3 separate regions of the Mus musculus genome follow, and all the other regions are linked to region 2. A link is a loop called in an ENCODE intact Hi-C map of the cell type or tissue named here. Cell type or tissue: heart. All regions are shown on one strand. Links, peaks and the distances in the headings refer to the core of each region. The heading gives the core; the rest is flanking DNA. Region 1 holds the start of Gm25498 (a small nucleolar RNA gene). Region 2 holds the start of Gm36611 (a long non-coding RNA gene). Region 3 overlaps Wdfy4 (WD repeat and FYVE domain containing 4).

Evidence for each region. A loop is a pair of places that touch in the nucleus more often than their neighbours do. Peaks named below come from ENCODE experiments on the same cell type or tissue, not always from the same donor. Only the 100,000 strongest peaks of a DNase experiment are listed, where the experiment ranks them.
Region 1: a loop joins it to region 2, with 9 times the contacts of the local background. A loop is called at or near these places in 12 of 42 quality-filtered maps.
Region 3: it touches region 2 in a loop (11-fold over the local background); 19 of 42 quality-filtered maps call a loop at or near these places.

What each region holds. Positions count from the first base shown.
Region 1 is chr14:33,201,895-33,212,314 of GRCm38, reverse strand. Gm25498 (a small nucleolar RNA gene) reads right to left here and starts at 5,163; the gene lies at 5,035-5,163. In heart, for the core only: a CTCF peak has its summit at 6,470 (motif pointing right); no DNase peak of the experiment used is centred there; H3K4me3 peaks cover 378 bases; H3K27ac peaks cover 256 bases.
Region 2 is chr14:32,767,776-32,778,195 of GRCm38, reverse strand. Gm36611 (a long non-coding RNA gene) reads left to right here and starts at 7,895. Exons shown (of 3, transcript XR_001781417.1): 1 at 7,895-7,975. In heart, for the core only: a CTCF peak has its summit at 5,183 (motif pointing left); no DNase peak of the experiment used is centred there.
Region 3 is chr14:32,955,268-32,965,687 of GRCm38, reverse strand. It overlaps Wdfy4 (WD repeat and FYVE domain containing 4), which reads left to right. Exons shown (of 59, transcript NM_001146022.2): 57 at 1,065-1,149; 58 at 4,835-4,946; 59 at 5,684-6,141. The coding sequence ends at 5,750. Among named protein-coding and RNA genes, the nearest start is that of Lrrc18, 31 kb to the left of the region's middle. In heart, for the core only: a CTCF peak has its summit at 4,982 (motif pointing right); a DNase peak (open chromatin) is centred at 4,977; H3K27ac peaks cover 544 bases.

The sequences.
Region 1 (10,420 bases), core at 5,239-7,738, 430 kb before region 2:
CTCCACTTCCTCTGTTTTTCTTTTCACTTTACTTCAGTAATGTTTTTATCTTATTTTAAAACTATTTCTTTTCTTTTTTTTTTTTTTTTGAGTTTATAACATAATTACATCATATGTCCCTTCCATTTCCTCCCTCCAAACCTTCCTTACTCCTTTTCAAATCCATGGTCTTTTTTCTCCCTAATTATTGTCACACCACACACACACACACACACACACACACACACACAAACACATACACAATTTCAAGATGGCAACTCAGATGCCAACAGTGAAAACACAGAGCTAGTTAAAATACCAGATGAAGAACTCAAAGGTTAGTTTTTAAAAGAACCAATGACTTCAAAGAGGATATAAATTAGCTGACATATGGAGTAAGAACTCCAACCACAGCCTGGAAAGGAAAGCCAGCAACGGAGATGAACAAAGTTATCGTTTAACATTCATGGAGATAGAGACACAGGAACACAAGCATGAACCAATTCATGGCCACCAAGCCAGCACTGCCAGAGACACCCAGGAGCCTTAACCGCAGAGGAGGAATGTCTCAGCCAAGGGAACACAGAAAAGAATACATGCCATGAGCCGGACGATGAGCAAAGAGAACTAAGAAAGCATTCATCGTGTCCAAGAGAGTAAATCAGCAGAGCCCTAACATGAACAGGAACACAGAAAACACCCGAGAGTAACCCAACCAGAATGCAACCAAAACCAAGCAACGGGAATTATAAAAAGGAGCAAAACTCTCTCAATAATAACTATAAATGCGAATGGACTCAACACTCCAGTGTAATGGAGACCAGCTGATGAACTGAAAACTATAATCCAGTTATCTGTTGTCGCTCTGAAATCATATCCCGCTGGCGAAGAGACCCACAGACTGAGATTTTAGGATGGAAACCAACCTACAAGCAAAGCAAAGCTGGAGCAAGCTGGCCCAGAGATTCTGATAAATGATAAAGTAGACTTTGAATAGAAACTAGCCAGAGAGATAAAAATCCACCAAAAATTAATAAAGGGAACACTTCATCAAGACCAGATGCTAATTTTAGTGTTTATTATGTTTTCTATAGCCAATTTCAGGCCCCCCTATTTCATAAGACAAAAACTAATACACCCAGAGGGCAGATAGGTCTTGATACAATAGCTGCAATACTCCACTCTCAGAAACGCATGTTTTGTTTTGACCAAGAAACGAGCAAGGATTGTCATAGCTATTTTGCATCACAGCTAAAAGGGCTTAAGAGATCTTAGCAGAGCATCCCACTGGACAGCTGCAGACTACACTTAAGAGATCTTAGCAGAGCATCCCACCCGACAGCTGCAGACCACGCATTCCTCTCGGCAGTCCACAGAATCCACTGTAACACGGATCATGTTTTAGACAACAGAGGAAGTTCTGACAAATACAGAAGACTGAAATAATTTCTCATACGCTGTCAGGTCATAGTGGAATGAAACCAGAGATCAGCAACGAGAGAAGCCTCAGAAACTACAGAGTTACAGAGAGTTCTAACAATACACTCCCGAATGACCAGTTGGCCATTAGAGAAAAGATGGAGGAAATTTAAAAAAAATTTCTCCAGTGAAATGAAATTGAAAACACTTATTGGGACCAAGAGGGTTTTAGAGAATGCCAGTCACTAAAGAAACCCATAACTCCCAACATGAGTGAAACTCTGGTGAAGGATCTCTTAGTAAAAGGGGCCAAAGAGCCACCAAATTCACTGCCCAGTCCTCTCAGACCTTTAAAGAGGAGCTAACACCAACACTCCCCAAACAGCTCAAAAAACTAGAAAGGGAACGGACACCAGTAAACCCAGTCTATGAAGCCAGCACCACCCCAGTGCCCAAACTGGATAGGGGCACATCATCATCATCATCACCACCACCATCATCACCATCACCACCACCACCATCATCACCATCACCATCACCAACAGCAACAACAACAAAGACAGAAGGAAGGAAGTAAGGAAGGGAGGGAGGGAGGGAGGGAGGGAGGGAGGGAGGGAGGGAGGGAGGGAAGAAAGGAAGGAAGGAAGGAAGGAAGGAAGGAAGGAAGGAAGGAAGGAAGGAAGGAAGGAAGAAAAATATAGGCCAATTTCCCTGCTGACATAGAGGCTAAAATTAACATGGAAGTACAAAAGACCCTATTCACAAATAATATCCAAAGCTATCAAGAGCAGAAGAGCAATGTTGCAGGCAACATAATACCTTATCTCAGTGTACACTGCAGAGCCACAGTGAGGAAACCAGCACCGTCCTGGCACACAGCAGATGCACGCACAACAGGGAACCAGACATAAACCAACATAGCCACAGACACCCAGCGTTTGAAAAACCTTCCAAAACACACTTTGGAGAAAAGAAAGCATTTTTGTCTAATGAAACCAGCAAACTTGGATGTCAGCCCTAAGGAGAACGAAGTTAGGTACATATCTCCTGTCCCACACAAAACCCAACTTCAACCTTAACAGAAGACCTGGAACTCTGAGACTGCTGGAGGAAAGCAGAAGAAACATTTCAATATGTAGGCATAGGTGAGGGCTGTCTGAGAAGGACGCTGCAGCAGAGGAATGGATCCCAAGAACTGATGATAAACTGTGTAAAATTATTGTATTGAGCTTCTGCAGAGTGAAGGAAGCAATTGGCAATCGGCAGAGGGAAAAGGCAGTCGAAGGGATGGGGAGAAATCCTTTCCCCGCTACACATCTGACAGCGCTCAGTATCCAGAACAAATAAAGGACTTTAAAAACTAAATATAAAATCAACTAGACAATATACTATCATTTGATGAATATTTTAAAAGGTTCAACCACCAGAGAAATCCAAATTGAAACAGTTTTGAGATTCTAACTCACTTTAGTCAGGATGGCTATCATCAGGAAAAGAACCCGCTGGAGAGGATGCAGGGCCCGTAGTCACTGCTGGCGGGAGTGTGAAGCGGTGCTGCCATTATGGAAATGAAGAAGATACAGCTACCGTGTGACCCAGCTATCCTCCTGAGACACCTCAGAGTGTTAACTGAGACACTATTCACTATGGCCAAAACCTGTGCCAGAGTCAACCCCATTGCCAACCTAACTGGCTTTATAATGGGCTCAGGAGACACACTTGTTGGAAAGGACATTTCCAGAATGTTTAACTGAGTGGTGAAGCAGAAACCTAGAGCAACGTCAGTGTGCAAATCTCTCTGCAACCTAACTAACTATATACACAAAGTGGACCGTGCCCTCACCTCTCCCTGACTTCAGACTGATGGCCGAAATAGACCCAGTAACTCTTCCTTACTTCTTCCCCTAACATTTTACTAGTTCTCGTGAATTTCATGTCATGCACTCCAATCCCACTCATTCCCCCCCCCCCTTGTCCTCACCCTTCACCCCTACAAACTCCCACTCCAACAGAGAAAAAAAAAATCATGGTGGAGGCTGCAGTGTGTCACAGTGTGTCTCACAGTATACCCTTTTGTTCACACTAGTTTGCTTGTAAATGTTCATTGCAGTGACTCAATGGTCTCTGGCTTCTGCGACACTAACAATACTGGCACCTCACTGGTACTCCTCTCGGATATCCTGTTCTTGTCCTGTGTCATGGAGATCCTGTAGTTTTGGATCTGTAGGACCGACCCTTCATGCACCCCAGCAGTTCATTGATGGGGTAGGTGTTGGAATGAGCCAATTCAAAGCCCTGGACCTAGGTCTGAGAGGCATCTATCTGAGTTGGTCAGCCCACTGGCCCTCCCACCCTCATGCCCTGAGGCTGGGTCACAGGCAAACCCTGCAACCAAGGCCAGCTCTAACGTGCTGCACAGACGAGGTGCAGGGACAGCTCTCCTGAGTGCTGTAACAGTCGAGGAGCAGGGACAGCTCTCCTGCCCTCTGACCCCTTCAGGGCCGACTATCACAGTCACTTCCAGTGTCAGGGCAAAAGCAAGAGGGAGAGGCTCTCTTCATTACTGATGGTACCTTACTGCAGACAAGAGACAGGGTTGGTTCTCCTACACTCTCGCGTCAGGCTGGCTCACCCTCAACCCACATCCAGAGCCAGCTCTACTGTACTGCACCAGGTGAGGGGCAGGGCCTGCTCTCCCACTCTGATGACACGGGGCAAGCTCCTCTGCCTGCTGTAGGTGGCAAAGAGTGAGAAGGGGACATCTCTAGCTCACCTGTGTCACTGCATGACAGATGAGTGACCTACTCTCCCAAGTGCTGCAGATGGCAAGGGGCAGGGACAGCTCTCATGACCTCAAGGTCAGGTCTCTGGTCTGCCACCAGTGGGGCGGGGGAGAGAAAGAGCAGGGAGGGAGAGAGGGGAAGAGGGTTTCTCTTGCTCAGCTCATCCACACCACTGCATGGAAGGCAGGTGGTAGGGCCAGTTCTCGCATGCTCATATCCTCAGGCTGGATCAACTGAAACCCCCACAATGTACAGGGCTCACTCTCCCAAGTACTGCAGCAGGTCAGGTGTGAGTTCAGCTCTCCCACAATGCCCATGTGAGGGATGAGGCTGGTTCTGCACAGCCCTCAGACAGTGACAAGTCCCTGGGCAGCAGCCCAGACCAGCGACATCCATCTGGCTTTTGGTGGTAACAGACTCCTGCTGCTGCAGACCTACAGACCCAGAAATGGTCCCCTGGCAGCACAGGCCAGGCCCCCACCATGGCTCCAGGTGGGATCACTGGCTACTCACATCAGACTGTCCCTCACTACCCTCGAGTCTCCAGTTCTGCCTCTCTTCATTGTATGCACCTCCTTCTGTTTCTCTTTCTCTTCCATCTCTTCATCACTTATTGGCTCATTTTAGTGGGTGTCTGGAGTCATCTCAGGAGTGGTCTCAGAAGTGCTATACCCTGCTCATGTACTATGGCACCAGGCCATAATGCAAGCTAGCAGGGTCGTCTTGGCATAGTCCCCTAGGCCTGTGTGGAGGAGGGCTGGTGGTGATCTCAGGCTGGCTCCCCATCCTGGGAGCCTGTCTGAGCCTTCCTGGCATGAGACTGATGGTGGTTTCAGGCTCACTGTTTTCAGGAAATGTTAAGGTACTAATCATTTGTTCACAGGTCAGAACACTGTAGTGCAGAAAGAGCCTGTCTCCTCACTGCCACCTACTGACGAACTTGTGACACAGCAGCCACACCTGCAATGCCTCTAGGGACTGGACATCCTCCCCCCCCCCCCCATCCCTTCTTTAAATTGATTCCTGTCCGGTGTTTTGTCCCAGCAATGGGACATGGAGCCTAGATGTCCACCAACAGATGAATGGGTAGAGATAATGTGAGACATGTGCCCTGAGTTGACAAAGGGATTTTATTCAGCTGTAAGGTGGAGTTGTGGGCTGGGGAGAGGGCTTCAGTGACAAGTGTGCTCCTTGTACAGCCCCAGGACATGAGCTGATCTCTGGAACTCACGTAAAAGAGCCAGACGCCAGGGTTTTTGGTTTTCCTCTGTAATCTCAGCTTTCCTAAGTCACTAAGGGAGGTGGAACCAGAAAGATGGCCTGGAGATGGCAGGCCAGCCTGAGCTACCAGCACAGCAGGCAAAACAAAGCAAAAGGGGAAAATGGACTTCCAAGAGCTGAACTCTGACCTCCACACGTGTAGTCATGGCTCACACATGCCCCACTGCCACAATCACACACACACACACACACACACACACACACACACACACACACACAAACTAAGATCATAACCTTTGCAGAAAAATGGGCAGATATGGAAATTATAATAAATAATAAGACAGATTCAGAAAGACAAATAGCATACTTTCTCTCTTATGCATATATATGCATATGAATATTTTATATAGACATGGAATTTACATATATGCATGACATATAATGCAAATGTAAAAGAAGGGATGAGAAGTGGGGTGGGGAAGGCAAAATATGTCGCTTTCCCTCTGATGTGCAGAGTGTGTATTAACTACAAGTAATTTGGCTCTACTCTTTCTTCCTCTGTATTGACTCTACTATCTCATAGTAAGGAGACTGCTCAGCAGGGCAAGAAAGTGGAATAGCTAATAGAGTTAGTTACAATGTTATACTGCATAAAAACATCATAGCGAAGCTCAGATCTTGCCTGCTAACTAAAAACAACACTGTGCATCTGTGAGGGAAACTGTAAAGATGAGATGTTCAGGAAATGGATGGATCTGCAAAGTATATGGTAACCAAAACTCAGAAAGAAAAAAAAATCCTAGTCTGTGATGTATTTATGTGTAACAGGTATACATTTGGATGGAATCTAAAAGCCTTGAAGAAGACCAGGAGGGAGCGATGTTTGTGATGAAGGATGGGAGGGGGCAAAAGGACCCAGGGCATGAAGAGACAGTATCAGAGGAGTGGGAGGGGGATGGGATAAGGAGAATCACAAAAGACACACTTTATTGAATACCATCATAATAATATCTAACAAAGTATGTGTAGGCTAAAAAAGGAAGTTATAAAGAAAGGGAAAAAGCAACTAATTGACATACTAAACAATATTGATTGTAATTGGCAATTATGGACACAAGATGGCGCCCTCAGCATGCTACTTAGGGTGTTAGGGTGTGTGTGTGTGTGTGTGTGTGTGTGTGTGTGTGTGTGTGTGTGTGTGTGTGTGGCTGTGCGCGCGCGCGCGCGTGTGTGTGTTTGTGTGGTGTGTTTGTGTTTCCTGGGCTCACTCCGCGGCCCCCGCCGCTCCCGCCCCTGCTAGTGATGGAGGGTGCACACTTAGGGCGCAGTCAGCTTTTCACTTTTCCCTCTCTGGTCCAGGCAGCAGCTTTGGCCTCCGCTCTCCTCTGTCAGTGCTTCGCAGTAGAAACTCTAAAACAGAGGCCGTGGAAGGATGATCCTGAGGCGGTGGGGAGAAGCGGAACTGGAGAAGTGTTGTCCTGTCTTACTGTGTGTCAGAGGCAATGTGGGTAGTGCCCATCTCAGGCAGAGTTGGAGGTTGGGTAACCTACGCTTTGGAGGGCTCTGTGTCTGACGCTCAGGCTGACTGGCATAGCGTGAGGAGGCCCTGGGTGAACGTGAGATCCGAAGCTTCTTAATGAGCAGAGAATGAGCCAGAGTGTGACCAGGTTTGCACTTGTCTTAGACATAGGAAGTCATTCCAGTCTGAGGCTGGCGAGACGGCCCAGTGGTTAGGAACACTTGTTATTGGGAAGCTTTTGGGTTCCAGTGCCCACATCAGGAGGCTGACAACTGCCAGGGATTCCAATTCAAGGACAGTCAGTGTCCTCTTCTTGCCCTTATGGGCCCTGCACACAATTGTCACTCAGACAAACAAGCTTAAGTCTACATATGTCACAAAAAAATTGACACACCACCACACCACAGACACACAAGCGTTTATGCATACAGTCATACACACACCCTCGAACTTCTGATTCTCCTGCCTCAGCCTCGTGAGTGGTGAGGTTACACATGTAATTACTGCCATGTTTGGCAATTGTAAGTATTTTCTAAAATTTTTAATTGATTCTTTGTGAATTTCACATCATGCAACCCAATCACCTTGTCCCTCCATATCTGCCCTCTGCCCTTGCACCCTCCTCCTCACAGGACACAATAAACAACAACAACAACAACAACAACAACAGAATCTCACCACCACAGAAGCTACGGTGTGTTACATAGTATACCCTTTCACCCACATAGCTCTACTTGCCAATGTTCATTGCAATGTGTCATTGGTCTGGTTGAGGCCTCCGGCTTCTGCTACACCATCAATACATATGTGCCCTCACCAGAACTCCTCTTTGATATCCTGTTGTTGCCCTGCGTAGATCCTCCAGCTTCGGATCTGCAAGACCTGCCCCTTCACACACTCCAGCAGCTCATGGATGGGGTAGATGCTGGGGAGGGCCAACTCAGAGCCCTGGATCTTCGTGGAAGCTGAGTTGGTCTGCCTGCCAGCTCTCCTGCACCTGTGCCACCAGGGCCAGCTCTCCTTTTTTCAGTGATGGTCCTTAAACGCTTTAACCTCCCTTTTAACCCACCACCCACCAGAGGCAGTGGGAGAGAAAGGATACTGGGGGAAGTGGACCTGTTTAGGAAGGCTCTTTGGAGCAACTCCAGTCTGTGTTGTCTGGAAATCTGCAGTTTAGTTCACAGTTCAGCAGCGGCAGCTCGATCCACTTGCAAACACCCCACGGATACGTATACCAGCAGTCTAGTTTGGTAGAGTTGGGATAGCAAACACTGAATCAGCAGCGGTGGCACTACCTAGCACTACAGCCAGGCCTCCACCTCGGGACGAGTCAGCAGAAGTTCTCGGCTGTGTCTCTCAATGAAGCAAAGCCTCCAGACCCACAAGTGTTGCATAGCTAGCTCTATAAGGAAGCCAAACTCAGCTCCCGTCACCGTCTGTCGAGTCCTTTTTATATTCTCTCCAAACATCACGTGTCCTTCACGGGTCTTGCGTCAGCACATGAGTCTGACATCACTCTGCCAATCAGCCCAAGTCCTCGGAAGCGGCAAAAAAACTGCTGCATACCACCAGAAGTTTTCTGGTGAGTTTCTCTCCTCTAGAGTTCAGACAAATGTAGCGCAACTGCTCAGTGTAAGGTGGGCAAACATATGCATGCCATTGGCAAAGAATCTTTTAGCACGTGTCCTCTCACATGCTTGCTTTAGCAGATCACCCTGTGTCTGCTTCAGTGAAACGTTCCTTCACAAGTCTGCCTTAGTCTTTCACCTGCGTCTGAGTCTGCTAAATGGTCCTTCACGTGTTTGCCCCAGCTAAACCTCATCCACTTCATCTCCTGCCCTCATACCCTCAGGGCCAGCTCTCCCGCACTGCCCAGGTGAGAGGCAGGGCCAAGGCTCTGAGCTGCAGCACAGGCCAGGGCATCACCATGGTCTCTGGTGGTAGGGGGGGGGCAGGGGGGGATATTCACATCAGGATGTTCCTCACCACTTTCTTGTCTCTAGTTTCGCCTCTCTTCAGAATGCACAAACCATTTCACTTCTCTTTCCCTCCCATCTCTCCATCACACACTTTCTCATCACCGAGGGCTTTGGGTGTCTTCTGCCCACCAGAACTGCATCAGCAATGACATTTTCTTTTAAAAGGTAGGATGATTAAATGTTAGTTCAACCCAAAGAGTCCAAAGGAAATAAATCCCTCGCCAAGGTTAAACACAGCCCAGAGAGACTGTAATTCAGCATCGAGTCGTCCAGTCTGTGGTTGAACAGCACCATGAGCAGCTAGAGACCTGAGCAGATAGGCCAACGGCAGGAAGCAAACAGCAGGGCATGTTGAGTCAGCTGTAATCTCCACTCTGCAGGGGCCGCTCTTCTTCCTGGGCTAGGACGTAGCTCTGGGAGTCACAGACATTCACACAGTGATGGGTTTTCTCAAAAAAAAGAAAGCACAGGCCCACTGGCACTTGGGTTTGTTACTGGCTCTATTGGTGAACAGTGTCATTCACCATTTCCCAAGGAGCACAAGCAGCGACTGCCTTCAAGTCTCCAGTTGTGCCTCTCTTCACAATGCACAAACCACTTGGCTTCTCTTCCTTTTCCATCTCTCCATCACCTGCTTGCTCACTTCTGCCATGCTTTCCCAGCGAGGGTTGGGTGTGGCCCGTGGCCAATGATAAGTCTTTTAAATAAAAAGTTTAACAGAATACTACCGAGTGAATCCACTCTAGTACACCCACCCCAACCTAGTGTGTACATGTAGTAAGAGCTGTCATGGCACCATTCTTATTACATTTAAAATTATTCCTGTCAGCCAGAAGAACAGGAAGGAGGACCTCCTGCCCTTAGAACCCTCTCATGCCATCAGTTAGGATCCCAAAGACCCACCCACCCCTCTGAGACCTGTCCCCACCCCCACCCCCACCCCCTTGTGCCTCCGTCCTTACATGGGCAGGAGGATATCCACTCACTGCTCGGGTGCAGGCCATGACAATCAGAACAGAGAGGCACACATGATGACTAACGGCCACACTCTGCCACAAGTCCATCCCTCAACTCTGACTGAGATTCCCTGCTGAACCAGAGGTCATACTGGCCACCAGAAATAGAGAACACAGAGACCAGAAGACAAAAGAGGAAACAGAAACCAAGAAACAAAACACCCATCCAACAAGACAAACTCAGAAATCAGCACCTAGACCTGTACTCATCCTAGACCCAGATGCCGAGATGCCAGTGTAAGAACACCATCAACCGCAGCCGAGGCAACATGGCACCACCAAAGTCCAGCAAGCCATGAATATCCCAACACAGCTCAAGCACAAGAAATGACCTTAAAACCTTAAAGAGGAAATGAATAAATATCTTAAAGAAATCCAGGAAAACACAAACAAGCAGTTGGAATATATGAAGAAATCTCTTAAAGAAAGTCAAGAAAAACAAGTAAACAGGTGAGGGAAATGAATAAAACCATTCAAGGCCTGAAAATGGAAATAGAAGTGATA
Region 2 (10,420 bases), core at 4,091-6,590:
GCTTAGCAGTAGTAATAAGGTGAAATAAGGATGTGGGTGCACTTAGAAGCAGCCTCAAGGGAATCTTACATATAAATGTGCTCCCAATTTACTGTAAGTACATATATATGTGTTGTGGTTTTATTATTGCTTCCTGATTATAAAAATTATATTTATGCCTTTACATATTCATGGCTTAATTTCTTTCCCTATCCCTCATGGCTATGCACACTTCTGTTGCTGACCCAAGAATAATATTGGGATTCTAAATTTTCTCAAATACAGCCAGGTCATGATTAAAAAGTATACAGTCCATTGAGGTATTAATGCAAGATTCATTATTAAAGTCATCAATCCTGAAATAATGAAAGCTCCAAGATCCAAAAGCTACTTTCACCCTCAATTTTTTTTTTTGCCAGTGACCAGTGAGAGCTAATGAGTGGGTCATCCACTGCTGCTTTGGAGAAGCTGTAGACCTGAACGCAGTCAGTGGCAGGAAGGGCTCCATCCAAGGAGACATGGGATGGACTCAAGGGCAAGACCTTTCATGAGCTAGAGAGAGAGAGAGAGGTGTATATAGAATATATGCATATACATATACATGTATATATGTATAAATATATGTATATATGTATACACACATATATATAAATGTATATGCATATCTAGATAGTACAAAAATAAATAGAAAATTATAATATATAATATGTATTCTATTACACATATATGTAATATATAATAATATATACAGAAATGCAGAGAGAGAGAGGAAGGGAGGAAGGAAGGAAGGAAGGAAGGAAGGAAGGAAGGAAGGAAGGAAAGAAGGAAGGAAGGAAGGGAAAGAGAGGGAAGGAGGGAGGGAGGGAGGAAGGAAGGGAGGAAGGAAGGGAGAGAGATACTGTTTCAACCAAAATACTGGTTTTTTTCCCATCTGTAAGAAGAGAAGACAAATTGTACTCATAGAGGTGATGTGAGACAATCAATCCCCAGCAAACCTCCTAAGCAGTGATTAGCACACTGTAAATCAAGGCATGAACCATCCATGCTGTTATTGGTGTTTCTTGCAATGTTGACTTAAAGAAGTGAACTCAATTTTCATATATAAAATGAATGTTACAAATCCATACTAGGAGATGTAATAGGTGGCTTCAATAAATGCAGGTGTAACACAGCTTCTGAAGAGTGTAGTCTCCTCGGTGAGCCGCACGGGGCTTCTAGCCGAGAAGAGGGAAGGTCTGAAGATCTTACCATCTAAAGGCACCCATCTCTGAAGTACTGCTTCCCATAAATACAAACGGCTGTCAGTATGTCTAGTATGGTTACTGGAACAATGGTTTGGGTGTGGTTTGCCCCCACAAACATCATGTTGAAATTCAGCTCCCAGTGTAGTGGTATTAGGAAGTATAGCCATTTGGAGGGATTAACATCTTTCTTGTAAGAGTGGGTTAGTCCTCACAGAATGGCTTGGTCCTGTGAGAGTGGACTGTTCGAGAGGATCACCACTGCCCCCTCACATGGGATTCCTCTGTGAGCCCTGCACCACTCTCAGAGGCAGTGTGAAGTTCTCATTGATGCGACCAACCTTGGAACTTGGCCTCAGTGTCTCCAGAACCATGAATTGTGAGATATGTTACTCGTAAATCACAAGTCTATTTATAAGTAAATTATAAGTATGGAATTGTAAATCACAAAAATCAGTGCCCCCTCCCTATAAGGCACAAATAGAGCTTTCTTTGTACTGAAATTTCACACAGGAAAATGACAAGACTTGGGAAAAGCAGAGTACCAGGCACAAAAAAATGAGAAGCCAGATGATGAAAGGCAAACTAGAGTTTAAAAATCGGGAAAAGCTATGCGCGATCATGAGCACACACAGAACAGTGAAAGCTGTGCGCTATCATGAAGCAGAGCCCATCCCACTCCACAGCGGAGACTCCACACATGGTATTGCAACCCACTCACAAACTCAAGGCTGAGGAGGTAATAAAACCTGTGGGGAGGGACTTAATTCGGTTGTTTAGTTAAAAATTAACATAGAGACAAACCTCTTCTAAAGATGTTTGCTCCCGTAGCACTTTCAGCCCTTACTGGGGAAGCCTCTCTTTCCAGTGAGCTGTGGTGAATGCAGACCTCTGGTTGCACAGGGTGCTGAGGCTAAGTCACTCCTAAGGCCCTTTCCTAAACAAGACATTTATGCCATGTCCTTGAGGTTCAGAGAACATGGCAGAAGAGAGGAGCAGAAGAGTCTAAGAGCAGAGAAGTTGGAAGGACAACAAAAAGTATCATCTGGGCAATCCACAGCCGTTGCAGCCATGAAAGCTCAACCACCACACAGAACTGACTGTACTCGGGCTGCACCGGAGTGGGCTCATAGACAGCCACACGAGGACAGGGGAGGAACTCGGGCTGCACCAGAGTGGGCTCATAGACAGCCACACGAGGACAGGGGAGGAACTCGGGGTCCTGCACCAGAGTGGGCTCATAGACAGCCACACGAGGACAGGGGAGGAACTCGGGGTCCTGCACCAGAGTGGGCTCATAGACAGCCACACGAGGACAGGGGAGGAACTCGGGGCCCTGCACCAGAGTGGGCTCATAGACAGCCACACGAGGACAGGAGAGGAACTCGGGGTGACAGAGGAAGAACTCAGAGTCCTGCCCCTCACTGTTGAACTCTTTCCTGCAGAAAGATTCAGGGAAAGGGGAAATCAATGCTTTCACTGTGACCCCGCTGGGTGGCCCATCAGGCTCCAGTGGACATTCCTAGTCCAATAGTCACACAGACGGCCCTGGTTAAACGAAACAGGTTACACAACAAGTTAAGAGTCAGAAATCTGGGAATGGGGCAAAGGAGTGAGAGCTGATGGCATGGGAAAGAAGGGAGGCAGAGGGAGGGAGGCAGAAGGAGGGGAGGGGAGGGGAGAGAGGGGAGAGAGGGGAGAGAGGGGAGAGAGAGAAAGCCAGCCATCAGAATGTGTAACATATATGTATGAAATTGTCAAAGAACTAACTTAACCAAAAAAAAAAAAAAAAAAAAAAAGGAGGGGGGTGACTAAAAGATGGAGCCTCTGGGAATGCAAACAAGGAGCGTTTCTGAGTAGAAAAAGAAAAGAGTGAACACGGCAGGAAAATTAATTAGCTTCAGAGGAACGAGCCTCTTGGTTTTCCAGGACTTATCAGCTAGAAGGAAGGGCTGTAGAAAGGAGAAATAAGTGTGGAGAAACGCTGGGTAAAGGGTCAAGGCTGAGGCATCTGAGCACTGGAGAAAGTTATGAGAGGGAAGAAGGATCTGGAGAAATGAATGGCATAGGATAATTTCCAACATAAAGATGCAGGATTGTAAACAAGATAGCTGAAGGGCAGGATGGGAGGACCAAGCTGATCTCACCGCAGGAAAAGCTGGTAGGTTGCATTATGTATCCTACTGGAGCCATGGCTGGAGCAACTACTGAAGGCAGGGCTTCACACCCAGGCAGATGCCCCTTGAGATAAAAATATGCAGTTTCAGTAGTGTGGAACATCTGAAGACAGTCAGAAAAAGAAAGAAAGAAAGAAAACATTCATTCCCACTAAAACAAAGTTCAGGAAACCAAAAGAATGGAGAAAATAAATATACATTTTTTTAATCCTCTGTGGGGGTGGGGGGGGTAAAGAAAATGTATATGGCAGGATCAATAACGAGTTATTTATATGCAACCCATACTATAAAGATAAAGGATTTTGGATTAGTTTAACAGACTTCAGACACGAAAAGAAACTAATTTTCAGTCCTATGGGGAAAGTTTCCTATCAGCATTTGCTTGGATTTAACTCTCAGATAAAATGATGTCTCTGCATCTTCCATAAAATATCTATTTCCTGTTTTTTTTTAAAAAAATCCAATTTTACTTATTTTAATCTCCCCATTCTTATTATTTTAAAAGTTATTACAAGCACATATATTTTCAGAATTAATATTCTCTGTGATATTAATACAGAGTGGAAGAGAAGGCTGAAGTGGGATCAGATGGGAGTTAGCACAAGCCAAAGTGATTCCCTAATTCTCAGAAAGACATGGGTACTGATAGGCTCAAGAGATTGATGAAGGCAAAGTCACTGGGGTAGGGTAGGGATGAACATCAGGACCACAGACAGAACTGCCTATCTAAGTGTACCCCAAGAACCCCCTCCTCTCCCCCACAAAAGAGAACAAGACAAACAAAAAACAAAAGGAAAATGAATAGGAAAGAAATAACTACAAAGTAAGTACAGTAAATACATTTTAAAGTAATATTTATTATAAAAAGAGAAATGGATAAATTGTATTTCACTGAAATTAAGAATGTCTGTGCATCAGAAGACATGTATAAGAGAATTAGCAAAAATAGGGTTGGGGTTGAAGAGATGGTTCATCTCTAAGACGCTTGCTCTTGTTCTAGGGGGCTGGAATCCATTTCCTAACATCCGCACCAGACAACTCACAACTGCCTGTAACTCCAGCTACAAGGGGTCAGATGCCCTGACCAGCTTCAACTGGTCCCTGCACACAACCATGTGCACACAACCATGCCCACACAACCATGTGCAAACATCCACAGGAAGCTGTCTGCGTCCTTGTTGACATCCTCCTGCCTCTGCTCCTTTGCACTATTCACTGGTCCTCCTTCTCTCTGGGAAGCCCTGATCCCTTTGGAACAGAGTCTACTCTCCTACCCTGACTCTCCTCCTGCCCTGGGTCACCCAGGGGCTGCATCTAATCTGCAATTTACACAAAGTCTTGTTATTGTTTATTTTAAACCCAGGTATACTAGACAACTGAATTTTAACCAAAAATTTTAAATGGTTTAAAGGTAGAAAAAATAATTCGTAAATATAATTCACTGCATTTGTTGATCATAGGAGAAAAATATACAGTGATTTAAATAAAAGAACTTTAGGTCCTTAAAAGCAAAATAAAAATTTCTTTGTCCTGGGGCTGAAAAGAAGATTCAACCTGTTATTATTTCCATACCAACTGATTTTCTGAATAGAAAGCTCAACAGAATTCATATATAAAATTAAATATGGAGGATCTGGGTTATGTAATTCAACGCAAGCCAGTGTATAAACATTGGTTTCCCTTTGTTGTAGTAAAAATCAAAATTACATTCAAGTCTTAAGATATATTCACAATAGCAACTTAATAGTCTCAGAAATGTCCTTTGTGGAAATAGCTCAAGGACGCTCCCTGGTGGCTTAGCCATTAGACTTAGTAATCTCCTGCTGTGCCAGAGGTTCAATTCCTGATCCTTGTGGTCTTTGTTCTAAACTCAACATAGCGGTTCACACCTGTAATCCTAGCACTCTGGAGGTGGAGATAAGAGGACCCAGAGATCAAGGCCAGCTTCAGCCACATAGAGCATTCCAGGCCAGACTGGACTAAAAGGGACCCTATCATGTTTTGCTTGTCAAAAGATAAAGATGTCATTTCTAGAAACTCATACATCCCCGTGTTGACATTGAAGAAGACCTAAATAAATGCAGTGACCATCTTATCCATAAACTGAGTTGTTGACAAAGTTTTTCTGAAACTTCACGGAAGGGCTCAAAACACTGACAAGAGACACTCATAGGGACTTTGTGCGCTATCTCAGACTTTATGTAGAAGACAGAACTCATGAAGATCTAAGAGAATGTTTTAAAGGAGGACTAAGAGGTGGGCAGGGATGAACCTTGCTGGTGAACTTGCCCTACCTGAGAAAACCATGGGAAACCCTTCCTCTACCACAGTAGCAGTAGTACAGGAAAGATCACGCTTGCTTTCTCCAGGGTCTCGTTTTATTTTTTAACAAGTCCCTGACATTGGAAAAATGATAGATGCAAAATAACTTGGAAGCCTAGGGTCACACAGGGTCCATGTGGCTTTTATCGTCTTCTACATCTTGCTTGAAAGGCTCCGACATCTAAACAGTTTCACAGAGTATAATAAACTAACTGGACTTTGTGCTTTTGTAGGGCTTTATGGTCATCATTTTTTCTAGGGACATTCCCTTTGACAACCTGACTTGAAAGTAAGGGTGTGACCAAACAAATTCTGAATGACAGCCCCTCACAGCTGCTTGTCCCTTACCTCCCAGCCAGCCTCTCCCTGGTCTTCTAGGACTGAGAGATGCCTATGCAAGGAAAAAATGTCCAATTTAAGATTCATTGTGTGTTTGTTTCTCTCTCCATCTAGATGGAATCCCTAGCCTTCTTTACTTTAGTAGGTCTCTGATATCGTCAAACAGATGTTTTGTGCCTGGCTCCTTTAGTCATTCTTATCGAGTACAAAAGTACAAATGGCATAGTGTGTGTTCCTAGAAAACCAAGTCAATTTGGTGCAGTAGATGTCAAAATCTGCAGCCGTGGCAGCATCTTCCAAGCCTTCTCTTCATGGAGAGAAAGATCATAGTCAGAGACATTTATGAAATTACTAAACAGCTGCAGAAACACTCCAAAATTTCATTGCTTATATGAGTCTGGATTGATCCAGTCATTGAACCTTTCAGAAATTTTAGCCCCCATCCCTCAGCAATCTTCTGGTGATAATCTCTTCACTAAGGGCTAGAAAAATAAGCTAAGATTCTTGAAGCCCAACAACACGTGGAGTGCACACCCAGCTCCTGAGCTTTGCCTAGACTTCTTGTGATCGTGGTTGGCACTGTTTCTGTGTCAAGGGGACCCCACCCTTGGAGCACACTCAGCTACCCCACGCCTTGCATCAGGAGACCTCAGCCCATATGCTTTCTTTCCCAGAACTCCCTCCCCACCAATCCATTGCAGCCCAGGATATATACATTTAATTAATTCAGCTTTACCTCCAACCTGTAAAGAATGGGAGAAGCTTCAGATTTATATGGCGGATAAATAACAGGGGTTTCCCTGGAGACTCCATCCCGGTGAAAGAGGGTAACTGTAATTTTCAGCCGTGAGTAATTGTACATAATATAATCCTAAATGATTTTTCTTCTGTAATTTCATTAGAGTTTAGAAATTTAATTAGATTTTGAATCACTCTGAAATAAAGTAGCAAAATACCGAGAGACAGAGAGCAGTGGTTATTCTGTCCTTGGAGGCCACATTCTTGGTCTCAAATTGGCATGTCTTCATTAGGAGGAAGTTTGCAGAACTTCTTGATATATTATTGTCTTTCCGAATGGACTCTGAATAGGTCTTCAGAGAGCATTACAAGAGTACACAATTATTATGCACACTCTTCTTGAGGGTTAAGATCATCTGCCTTGCATATACTTAATAAAAATATGTCTCTGAAGTTGTTTAAGAAACTGTGGAGATAGGAAAGCGGCCCCTTGAATGCCCCAATGCTGTTCCCGGATTATTAGCAACTACCTGTACGTTATGATGCAGTGCGGGGCTGTTTGCTTAACTTTAATGATTATGTAAGGTTTATGGTTATTTTTATTGCTACAACATATGAACTGTCATGGTGGCTGTAATTAGAGGGAAGCTAAAGTGTAACTGTTAGAGTCTTCTGGGAGTGAGGAAAGCTACTTCCTCCGTATCAACTTTGCCTCTGAGCAAGAGTTGGGGGTGGGGGAGGGGAGACTCCAACTGGATGAATAGTCACTGCGTCAAAATAGGTTATGACAGAGAAAAACTAGAAACCTGTTAAAACTTTAGCCCAACAGCTCACACTTAACAGAGCTGCAAGGAAGCCATCTTCTGTCCCCCCCCCCACCCCCTCCCCGTGTGGCCGACTCTCTGAAGGGCGCTGGCTTTTCTCTAAGACATTGTCAGTCACAGAGCAATGGTGGAGATGATCTACAGGGACTCTACCTTCAGAGTGTTCTGTTGTTGCCTCAAGGCAGACATCCTCTGCATCCTTTGCTGGAGGCAAAAGACTGACTGAGACAGCTGTCCCTCAGCTACAGGAAGAAAAGGAAAAAGAAAAAGAAAAGAAGGAAAAGGACGGAAGTTCTGAAAGAGATGGAGCAGACATGCAACCTCACTGCCAGCACTGAGATGCTTGCATGGCAAGGTAGGAACTGGGGGACACAATCCTGGACCCAGAAGAGCTGAGCATCCTGTGACAGGCAAGAGAATAGGGTCAGGATTCCTGCACCAAGGAGCAATGGGGTGTGTCCTTAGAAGCACTGTGGCTAAGGAACAGGAATTCAGGGCTAGCAGAGTAAGGCTTCCCTGTGTAAGACTTGCTCAGAAAAACATGCAACTGCTTCTTTTCCACACACTTTGCCAAGTCATCAAACTTCTTCAGACAGAGGGGTCCATGAATGTACAGAGGAACAAGGATGTACTTATACCACCACCACCACCATCTTCCTCCTCCTCCTCCTCCTCCTCCTCCTCCTCCTCCTCCTCTTCCTCCTCCTCCTCCTCCTCCTCCTCCTCTTCTTCTTCTTCTTCTTCTTCTTCTTCTTCTCCTCCTTTTCCTCCTTTTCCTCCTCCTCCTTCCCCTTCTTCTTTCTCTTTCTCTTCCCCCCTCAGTCTCATTCTCTCTCTCTCTCTCTCTCTCTCTCTCTCTCTCTCTCTCTCTCTCTCCAATCTTACTATATTTGTCCAGCTCACTCTACAGACTGAGCCCAGGCTAGCCTCAAACTCATGCTTATTCTCTGATATCAATCTCCCCAGTGCTAGTATTACAGATATTTACCCCCACATCCAACTCAATATTCATCTTTGTTTCCATTGTACCCACAGCAATGCCTGATGTAAATAGGAGCACCAAAGGAGTTTGAATGAGTAAGAGACAGACAGACAGATAGACAGGGAGACAGAGTCAGAGAGAGACAGAGACACAGAAAGAGACAGGGACAGAGAGAGAGAGAGAGAGAGAGAGAGAGAGAGAGAGAGAGAGAGAGAGAGAGAGAGAGAGAGAGAGAGAGAGAGAGAGAGAGAGATAGCAAAGAGAAGCCAACAGGCTTAATGCTGGTCAACGGACACTGTATTAGTTACCTTCTCATTTCTGTTTTTTTAAGTACCTGACAACGACAATGTAAGGACACTTATGCACTCATGGTTTGAGTGTATAGCCATCACAATGAGGAGGCACAGTGGCAGGAGCAGGAGGCAGTGATCACATTGGATCCATCAGGGAGCAGAGAGGTGGAAGCTGAGGCCAGATCACTGTGTTCTAACTCAGCCTGGGACCTCAGCTCACATCCTCCACAGGAACTCTCTCTTAGTTAATTAAGCCTTTTAGGAAATAATCTCAGAGACCTACCCAGAGGTATGCTTCCATGGTAAATCTAATCCCATCAAGTTGATGACCTTAGCCATTGTAGACTGTATCACTGTAAGCAGGCTGTTCTTAAGCCAGCCAGGCCGCCATTACTAACAAGTGGTACTACCCTCATGTGCAAATACCTTTATAATGGTGAAAAATTAAGCTGGGACAGTAGTCCATGCTTCCAAAACTGTAAGGTTGGTGTTCGTTGCTTCAAGGTTCTCGGCTTCTTAGTCAGGAGTTGAAGTCCCAAATTAATTGGCAAAAATTCCAAGTAAACTTTATTTAAAGCAAGGCAATTGAAAATGTCAGAGGACACTGTAGAGGAGCCATGAGCCACAGGAGTGGAGATACTGGAGAGCCCCCATTATTGTTTGGAGCTTTCTTTTAAGAGGTTTAAGAGAAGGCGGTTATTATTATGACATGGTTCTCTGGTTTGATTGACAGATTAGGTCAAGCAATAATTTTTCTACTCTGCATGTCCCTTCCCATAATACACCTGATTTTAATTATATGCATGCCCAATTATGCATAGGCCTAACAAAGCAATTGAGGGTTTTCCCAATGCACTTACTTGAGGACATATCTTTTCCTTACTGTAATTGCCCAAAACAGTTTAAGCTGGATCAGCCTTTCTAATTTTTGTACCCAGGTACACTGAGGATATATTTGAAAAGAAACTTTCTAAGTTTTATTTTTAGGAGTGGAAAAGTTTGTTTCGATGCCCAGTTGTAAGTATAACCCAATGCAAGTGCAGGTCTGAGGTTACAAGGTACATTGGGTACATATGTGTGTTCATAGTCTAAGAGTCAAAGGAGCCAGGCATCCATGTGTACTGTTGGGGGTGGTGAAGATGTGCATCAACCAATTCAAGTCAAGTCCCAGACTGCCAACTATTCCTGGGGTCTGCATGCCTCAATCCAAGAAATAAGAAGACTGAGGCAGAAGGATTGAGAGAGTTTAAGATAAGCCTGGAGCACATAAGTAATTCAAGGCAAGCCTGAATACCAGAAACTAGAGAGATGAAGAAATAGAAATAACTCAAATGATCAAAGACTCGTATACACACAGTATATGCTACAACTAATCAAATAATTTTTACAAAACTGTAACATGGAGAAAGACATTTTACAGGTAAAATAGTGTATAAAACTTGTTAACACAGCATTTCAAATACACATTTGAAAAAGACTCCTATGAAATAAAGCTACATCAATCACAGGATTCTGCTGTAATTTC
Region 3 (10,420 bases), core at 3,688-6,187, 190 kb before region 2:
GAAGGAAACACTGACTTCAGGGGACGAGGTGGGAAGAGCAGGACTCGGGATAGGTTTTCTGAGACTGACAAGAAGGATGAAAGAATGGGGAAGAGTGTGGCTCATCAGGAGTCTCACCCAACGCCCTGACCTGTGAGAAGATGCTGCCTCTGGAGGAGAAGGGAAGCGATACAGTCAGGCTCAAGTGAAGAATGGATTTCTCTCTGGCAGGCATACCTCAGGAGAAGTGGTATTTTAGCTGAGATCTGAGAATGAGGAACAGCTGGTATAGGTGGAGGTCAGTGGGCCAGCATGGATGGCAAGAGATAAGCCTGAGGAGAGATGCCCCAGGAGCCTCTCCTACAGTGTTCTCAGTGAGGGGCACATAACCCCTAGCCTTAGCTGGCCAAGACATTGAAAGGTCACATAGAGAGAGGTTTGGTGGTTATGATCTGAACCAAGATGAGAAAGAGCAGCTGGGGTGATTGAGCCACGTGGACACGACTTCCCTGAGCCTGCTCAAGCATGTGTAGGAATAACTATGGACTCAGCCTTCATTCATTCAGCATAGTGATTGAACTGGAACCTCCCAGCCCCCGGGAGCTAGGTCTAAAAAAAAGTGATTTGTGTGAAGTCCAGGTATTAGGCGGTGGTGACAGGCGCTTGCTTAACTAGCCAAGTCTAGCTGAAACGGTAAGTGCTTTGGCGAGGGCTCCTGTTTCAAACCATAGGATAAGAGTGAAAGTTAGACACCGGAAATTGACCTCTGACCTCCGCATGCTTACTCATGGGTGCATGTGCCTCCAGACATGTGGAATTGATGATATAGGGTTGCAGAAAGGAGGAGGAGATCTATTTAAAAGTGAAGCTATGCAAACCGCAACCCTTACGGGCTGAAGCACCTCCTGGGAAGCTGAAACCTAAACACCCCACATCCCGATGACACCATTCACAAATGAGTGATCAGGGCCTATCCCCATCTGCCAGGGTCCCCCAGGTGCGAGGGAACAGAGACAGGCAACCCTGACCCTGAAGATAGTATAATTCTACCAGGCCATGACACACGTGCTCTCCTTTCTGGGCAGATTTGGAAGACAGAGGACGTGAAGATGCCTGTTCCCAGGCAGGCAGTGATGGAGGAGCCCTCCACGGAGCCCCTAAGCCCCAGAGGTACCTGCTTGGAGATCTTGACTCATGTTGCCCTCCTGTACGCCTCTCCCCCTGCCTCGGCACCAGGGCTGCAGCCCCACATGGTGCATCAGAGTGCAGGGAAGTGCTGCCAAGCTCGAGGACTACACACATTACTTTTGATTTTTGTGATACCATACCTGCTTGGCAGAAACAACTCCGGGACAGAAAGGTTTATTTGAGCTCATGGTTTCAGGCATTCTCACTGGGGGGTAAAGCATGGTGGCATTTGTGGCATTGGAATGTGAAATGGCAGTGTTCCCATGCAGCGGAGGAGAGAGACCAGGACTGGTGCTGGGTGTGACACTGACAGACAACACGTTTCTTCCAAACAGTCCCCACCTCTTTAGTGCTTTCAAAACGGTCCCATGGGCTGGAGTCAGAGCATTCTCCGCATGAGCCTAGGAGAGACATTTCAGATCCAGGCCATGACGGGGTGGGGGGGGGGGCATCAGAGAATAGTTTGTGTCCTGCAAGGACTGGGGGTACTAGGAAGCAGTATGTGAAGCTCTGTTGAGTCCTCTGCTGGACTCTGCAGTCTCTATTGGACCAGTGGACTAGGATATGGTGGGTGTCAGGGGCCCCAGGGCTTAGTGGGTATATATATCCACATGTTCTCCTTTGATGTTCTCTGATGGTCCTGGAAGCCACAACCCAGCACCTGAGTACTGCTGGTTAATTATCTAGACAGCCAACCTGTAAGCAGAAGAAAGGTGCCATACGCCCAGTGAGGAGGAGGCAGACCTATCATGCCTCAGATGCCCCAATAGCCCTCATTATGCCTCATTTCAGTTCAGCCAGAGGCTTAGTATAAATGTTCTTTCCTGCCCTGGGACTCAGACCAACCAACTGAAAAAGCTCAGAGTTCCTGGGCTGGATGTGTCACACACATTCCCAGGTGATATGCACAAAAAACAAGAGAGCACTATTCTATGGCAGAACCCTCTTCTCATGTGACAGGTGAGACTGAAGTGCAAAACCCATCTGCCGTCTCCACCACCAAGGCTATCACAGGGGGACAATGTCCTAAAGCATGAGACACTCTGCCAAAAACCCTTCCATGTGTCCTCTCCTTTCTGACTGCAGTGCTGAACAGGAGATTATAGCAAGGTGCCCAACTTAGAGATAAGGAAACCAAGGCACAGAGAGGCTCAGTAACTTGCCCAAAGTCATCCAAAGATTGCCACCATGTCCACTTCTGCCACTAAAGCAGCGGTGGTGATGCTGACTTCAAACAGGATCACACAGTCGCCCTCACCAGCCCCTCTGCTACAAAGGCAGGCAAAGCCCTCATCATCAAAACGACACCACTGCACCTCTAGCTACTCAGTTATCCCTTCCACCATCCCTGTCTTCACTGCAAACATCCTTCCTGCTCAGCCCCAACTTCAGAAGATTATGGTCCAGCACCAAGCTGTCTCTCTTGTTGACCCATGAAGGAAGAAGTGCTTTACTATATTTGGAGAGTCCCCAAATCTGCCAAGAGTTCCTGTTACTGCCCACAGGAGGGGACTTTTTCCAACCTCAGGGGGATACTTTGGGCATGGTGGTCATTTTCAATTAGTTTACCTCTGTTGCATTTTTTGTGCCTCCCTGATTCATGCAGACATTCATTGTGAGTTCTCCCGAGAAAACAGACAGAACTTGCTGGGGCTCCACTGTGTCCTACATTCAACTGATACCCAAAATCCCTTCCTTTAGCACTTCTAGGAATTTGTCATAATCTGGGTTGAGTCAGAGCATAAACATCAAAAGACCAAGAACTGTGTTCAGCTCAGTGTCCTGGTCCCTCCGGTGCTTGAGGCCATGAGGAGTCATCTCATGATGAGTGTGAGAGAGAGCACATAGCTATGTGTGCTGGAACTGGACACTTCTTTTGAGAGCAGCAATCACATACCCTCAATCCTGTTTCTGTCCCATGGGAGGAGCCAGCTCAGGAATCCTTTTCCCTTGACTATTTGTGAAACAAGTCACAGATGTGACACTGAATGTCATCTTAGTCTCAAGATCACCTGCCCCCTTCATATTCCTAAAGTATGAACTCATCCCAGCTCACAGACTCTCAGCACGGGGACAATGGGCCCCCAGCTTCTGTTTGGCTCAAACAGAAGTAGTCACGTGGTCTGAAGAACTGGAAGGGGACCAGGCTGTAGACCCAACTCCATTCCACAGCTGCTGTGGTCCTGTTTCTTTTCTGCTAGCTAAGAATATTCCCTGTGATTCCAATCTTGTAGAATACAGGGCATCGAGAAACGACGGACAGATAAGAATCCACTCCACAGAATTCATTCCTCGGATTCCAAAAAAAAAATTCTCCTTTGTGAACACAGCGATGTTGACGTTAGGGAAATTACAAGATCGTTTCTAGCTGACAGGAAGTCTCAGGACCCTCATCCTTCCTCTGCTGTCTGTTCTGACCTGAGGTCACTGCTGCCCTGCAGAATCGACAGCAAGTAGGCTTTCCGGATTGGGGTCACCGATAGGATTAAAAGACAAAGTAGTGCACAAATAGTTAAAAAAAAATCTGATAGAATCTCTGTTAAAGTCAACGAATCTTAGAGCAGATTTATGAACGTAACCCACTGGAGGGCTCTAAGGAAGCCTGATGCCCTCGTCACAATGCTCAAAACCGTTTTGTTGGAAAGGGATCAGAATTACATGTGTCATGTGAATATTTGCATATGTGTCCTATTGGTGTGTATGTTATTGCACACCCTCAATGTCTCCAGGGGCAAGGAAGGAGATCTGTAAACATACCGAGGATATGCATTGTGGGCAGCTGTAATCTAATTTCTGCCTGGAACTCATTTATTCATCATCTGTGGGAAGAACTAGCCCACCGGAGCACGGTTGCTTGGGAAAACGGCCCCTAGTCTCCGACTTAGGAAGGGAGTGGTGTTAGGACTTGTGCTAGGATTTCCAAGTGTCTGTCTCCATCCATGGACAGCACTCTTGACTCAGATCCTATGTGTTCCCTGTTGCACTGGGTCTTCCCCACCCAGAGGAGGCCATTTCAGCAAGGCTGGGGCGGGGATACAACAGCAGTCAGGTCCCGAGATGATGAAGTGCTCTCACTGGGCCATGCCCACTTGCTGTCTCTCCATCTCACCCTTCACATCGAAGGAATGACTGTCTGTCTCTAAATGCAGTCATTAGAATGAGTGAGGTAACAATCATTGAGTTATATTTTTTTTTTGAGAAAATTCTCTCAGCATTTAATTATTGGTTGGGTGTGAGAGGATTTAGCTAAGTTGATAATGCAGACTTTATGTAATTTATTTTTACTAGGCAATTACAGGCAGCATTACACCCTGGCAGCAAGGTATTGTGGGGCATCTTATTAAGCATAAAGCCAGTAAACACTGATGAACAATTTTGCTGAACTAGGCATGCAATTTAGAAAGCAATAATACACAAATCCAATTTGGTACACAATGGATACCACGGCACGTCAGCACATGTAACTATCACAGCCTGCAAATTAAATTGGGACGGCCCTTTTTTGCAACAGCACAGGCCAAGATTAAATATATTTTCCCCCTCAATTTAACAAGTTGCTGACCACAAATATAAATGTTTGTATCTGTGTGGTCCTACGTATTGGGTGCACAGGCTTTGTGCATGCAGCCGCCAATGCTCTAACTTTCCTCTCTCACACTTTCCACAGGTCACAAGTGGGCCAAGAATCTTGCCCTGAGCCGAGAGCTGGATGTCAGTGTTGCTCTGAGTGGCAAGCCCAGCAAGGCAAGTCCTGCTGTGACAGCTCTGGCCATCACTAGGTAAGAGCAGCCCATGAGCCGAGGAACTTTCTCCAGGACTCCAGCAGAGGGCGCTACAGCCAACCTAGCCAAGTCCCAACATTTCCAGCTGGGTTCTCAATGATCAGACCCAGGGAGATCACATCACTACAGGGACCCAGGCAGGCCCATCTTGTTGCTAATCCCCATGTGCTCTTCTTGATCCCTATGTCACGAGTATGCATAGATTCACAAAGAGACGCAAATGGTAGAGAACTATAATTTGTAGGTTTGTCTTAAAGAGGTCCTTTTGTCCTGAATCCCACTAGTGATGCTAACATGCTCAGGATGACCGTGGTACATGGGGGGGGGGGGCAGGGGGAATGCCTTATGAAGTCTCTTAGCCAATGCAGAGTAGTCTCAAAGTTGACCCTGGGCTATTATTTTAGCTGTCATGGTGATCCAGCTAATTCTTCCAAGGGGTTGCAGTCCCAAGAGCAACTGACTTTCCACTCTTTCTTCACTCCCTGGCCTGCAGTAGCCTTCTGCAGTGCCTGGTGTAGGAAGTGCACAGTGTTCTGGATGCCAGGCTGGCCTACATGGGGTGGTGTGGGGGCGGGGCAGCAGGAGAAGCATGGGCCTATGCTCTTCCCTGGAGCTCATGCTGATTGCTCTGCCTGGGCTGGGGATGCATCCTGTGATTTCCCGAGTGCTGGCTGGGGTGTGTGGCTCTGATGCAGTGGCCTCCAGCACTCTTACCTTTTCTTGATCTTCCCAAGGAACCAGAGCAAGCTCTTGGTTGGCGATGAGAAGGGGCGAATCTTCTGCTGGTCTGCTGATGGGTAGGAGACAAGGAGCTGGAGGGACCGACCTGAAAGCCTGGAGCCCTGGGGTCGGCAGCAACAGGCTACAGGCACAAGATGATGTGTAGCCTGGGCTGCTTAACCAGAGCAAGTTTTGGGGGGGCTCCACTCCACACAGTTCTCAAGGAGTCCCTGATGGTTTGCACCGTGTACCCTAAACATGTCTGTAGTCTATGGGACTTCTGTAAGAAGGATCTTGGTAGACACTGATGCTGGAAACTGACGCTGCATGGGAAATTTCTACGTGGCTCACTTCACCAAGGCTTATTGCACTGGGAAAAGAAGAGGGGGTGGGTATTGGTTCATGGAAACCACCCCACTGTCTTTATTTTATTAAAACTCCATTTTCCTAATGGAAGGCTGCTTGAGCGTTACCTTGTCTGGTTTCATCTGAATTCTTACACGTCAGCAAGGCTCCTGGGAGTGAGAGGAGTTGCCGGGCAGACTGTTGCTCACCACAGGCCATACATGTGACTGCCACCTGGCAGGAGTGTCAGGTAGAACAATACACCAGGCCTGGGCATCCCTCCCTCAACTTTACCTCAACAAAAGCAGGTAGCGGTTTCCAGTCAGGCCCTGTCTTGGTCATCTTGTCCGTCTTTTCACTGTGCCCCTCATGCTGATTTGAGCCGTTGCTCATCTTGGAGAAATAGGGATTGAGTAAATCCCTCAGCCTTCCTCAGTCCTTTTCCTGACATTTCCCCCATAGGGCCCAAGTAGGGGTATGGCACCTCATGTTTCTCTAAGCCCGGAGAGGCTCTGGTGGCTGTCTGTCCTCCGGGCTTAGGGGTGGTAGGAAAATGAACTTGGTGTCTGATGGCTCTGAGTCATCCCACCATTAAGGAGTAGTAAGTCGACCTAAAGATAAATATTAAGGAAGGAGCAGCAGTGTGTGGACACGGAAACAGCAAAAGAGCACGGCCGGCCATCCTGATGTATCTGTAAACTTCTAGGGTTCAGCATAGAGGAAGCTGGGGGAGGGGCCTATTCCTTGGTCCAGGACAGCCTCCCCGGATGGGAAGGGCTCTCGTCTGACCCTGGGATCAAGGATCATGCCACTTCCCACATCATCTGCATGCACTATTAGCAGACAGTCCATTTGCAATCCCTTGTCCGGCTGGGTCTGCACGGAGGGCTATAAATATAACAGCAGAGAATACTGCTCCTTAGGAAGGCCAAGAGGCATGCCATAAATATCAGGGCTGGGCCTGCAGGCATTTTTCAAAACACAATCTTTAGCATTTATACAGAGTCGAAAGGTATGCTGGCCAAAAGTCTGCCTTCAGTCCACTCATTCTGTAAGAGTTTTAGCTTCTATTCACCCCCTATCAAATAGTTCTGGGATTTGCCAGCCTAGCCTCAACCTGCTCCTGCTGGGTCTGAACTACAAGAGGAGACAAGCTTGGGTCTTCATGCTAGAGTCTTAGGGCTAAGGTGTCGATGCAAACAAGGGAGACTCGAGGTGATAAGAAACGATATCCCATACTATAGAGTAGGCACAGGCGACCTTCTAGCTGCAGTTAGCTCAGGGGTGTAAAAGTACCCCATGCTGGGTAGTTTAAGTGACAGAAATGATTTCATAATTCTGGGGGCTAGAAGTCAAAAGCCAGGGTGCAGACAGGTTCATTTCCTTCTGGGCCTCTCTGACTTGTAGAAGGCACTTTCTCCTGTATCCTGCATCCTTGTGTGGCCTTCCCTCTGCCTGTCTGGACCCTACTATCTTCTTAGAATGACACCAGTTCTAATGGATACTAATCCATCAGTATCCCTTGCGAAGGCTCTGGGCGTGTCAGGCTGCAGGAAAGAAGAGCCAATGGACCAAAGTGGAAGCTATTGCCTTTATCCAGGGGCTGGAGGCTGATGAAGGGCAGTGTGAGTGAGAGCAAGGATCAGAGATGGCCCTCCTTAGGGAGCAGCTCCCCAAGAGTCAGCTAGGCAAGGATTGTGTGGCAGAGCTCAGAGCTGATGGTCCCAGGAGTGACAAGCTGGAGTCCAAACAAACACCCTCCATGTGTGGAGGAAGTTAGAGGAGAACTGTGTGGGGGTGTCATGTGTGCAGGATAGAATGTGGCCAGGGAAAGATGGATACCATGGAATTGATGGAGGTACTGTGAGGATGGGGAGGAGCTGCAGGAAGATAGGGTACTGTGGAGGAGAATGGGACAAGATGGGAGAACTGGCCACTGCTGTGGATCTGGGAAGATTTGGTGGCACCTGGCAATGGGGTCTTGGATGCATGTTACCTGCAGGAGGAAAACTGCTTCATACTGATCCAGAGGAGGACACAGATGTCCCTGAACCCTGGAAGATGAGTCTGGGTTGCAGACTCCTGAGGCATCGGCAGTAGATCATCCTGGGGTGAGGTGGGGGACTAGAGAAGACAGAGCAGAGCTGGGGTGAGGTCGAGAGGCCCTGATCCAGTAGAGGCTAAGGCCAGGCATTTGTGGCAGCTTTAGCAGGAGGTTCTTGCTGACCTAAGTGACCTCAGTCATTCAGTCACATGGTACTAGGCACCCTGGTCTGATGGAGGGGAGACAGGGCAGATGCCTGGGGAGGATGAGAGAGAGAGAGCTGATTTGGTATCACAGCCACAACTGAAGTCTGTCAAAGCAGGAGCATCAGCTACTGGGGACAAGGAGAGACAATTATCCAGATCCCTGCTGCCTTGCCGAGGTCTGAGCAGGGTCCATGAAAAGCCTGTAGGCACAGATGGTACCTGAGACAGAGCTGGAAATACTCCATTAAGTGAGTAGGTGACGGGTCTGGGACCATTCACTACTAGCGTCTCTACTTCCTGCCAACCGCAGCTTGTTTCTGCATCTGTAAAACAGGACCCCGGTGTCTGTCTTTGGACTTGTCACGAGATTGAAATAGTGTTCAGTGTATAATAAAATGATAGAATATAGAGTAAGGCACATTCTGTGATATATGACTTATCATAAATACAATGAAATGCTTGGGGAAGGAGCCAGCTCAGGCTGACATCCATGGCACGCTGCAAGCTTTCACTTTATAATGTGTCCATCCGTTCACTCACTAGTGTGTCTTGTTGAGCCAGCCCCTGTGCTGGAGCTCTGTGACAAGGCTGGGAAGAGGGGCAGGAGGCAGGGAGCAACAGGGGTGAGGATAGCACGTAGACTTGCTCCCCACACTACATCTGAGGCCACTGCAGAAGTGCGCACTGGATTGTGCCGCTTCTGAAGCACGCTGGGATGGGAGCCAGGCTCTCAGCAGTCCTGGCACTGTACACGGGAGGCCTCCTCTTCAAACATGAGGAAACATGACAGAATGGAATGAAGAGGCTGTCACCTCTGCCACGCAGCTGGCCAACTAGCTTGTGGTTCCAAAGCCTCTGAGGTCAGGGACCTCATACTTCACCCGCTGTAATCTGCTCAGCTCTGGCCCAGCAGCCATGCGGCCCCTACCACACTGGTTACAAGGGTCCCACTCACCTCACTTTGAGCCTCTACTCCACAGGGACATGCCAGCTCTGGTCACCTTCCAGGGGCATGCGCTAGTCCAGCGATTTGTTTCAGAATGCACGCCCTGATCCTCACTCAGCCTGCTGCATCCTATGAGGGATGAGGCAAGGCAGTCTGTGCAGCTGGACTCATCCTAACTAGAGGACTGAGGAGAACAGGGCTTGCTCTGAAAGCACAGGGTTGGCATAATGATGGGCACATGAGTTCTGGCAGCTGTCTCCCAAAGGCTCAGGACAGACCCTTCTGTAAATCTGGACAGGACTGGCTTTACCTGAGACACACACACACCCACCAAATATTCCTTGTACCTGAGAGATTCAATTTTAACCAGGTGTCTTGTGTTTGTATTTACCAAATGGTGACTATCAGGACTATATAGATGACAAATGAATTGTTTATATAGAGAAGACTGGCATTTAACAATGGAGTCTCAGAGAGGGCTCATGAGTCTTGGGACCACCAAGGGACTTCTAGGTTCTTTCTGGCAATCTTTCACAGGCCATGGCCTCCTGATCTACCTTGGCCCCTATCTTTCATTCCTTCATGTTCCAGGAGAGAAGCTCGGTCCATGGAAGTGACAGAAACTGCCTGACCCAAACCAGCAGCAGGAGCCATCATGGAGAACCGAGTCTCAGGGACTGTGGAGAACTCAGAGATTGGATTTGCCCATATTAAAATGCAGCAAGGCAGGGCACATTTGGGGAGGAATAGACTCTTCAGATGGAAATCTAGATGAAATTTGTTTAACATAAAAATCAAATCTTGCTGAGCCCAAATCAGCTTTCTATCAGTGAGTTCTTGGGCACATATCACATGTCAGACGGAGGTAGGGGTGTGTTCGTGCGTGGGGGCGTGTCAACTGCAGGCATGTGTGTGTGTGTGTGTGTGTGTGTGTGTGTGTGTGTGTTTGTGTGTGCGTGCTTTGGTTTCAGTTTTTCTCTTAAGACAAGCTTCCTGAAGTGCCTTTGTTAGCCTCCCCAGTAAACAGCAGGATACCCCAAATTGCTTCCTGCCCCCAAGTTCCTGGAGGTTCAGAGAGTACTTGTGTTTGCCTTGAGCTGAGATCTGAGCTAAGCTCTGCCAAACTGCTGTATCCTCGTAACACCCCTGTCTAAGATTCTTCACTATCTTTTACCAGGAATGTACCACAATAGCTTTCATGATCCCATCA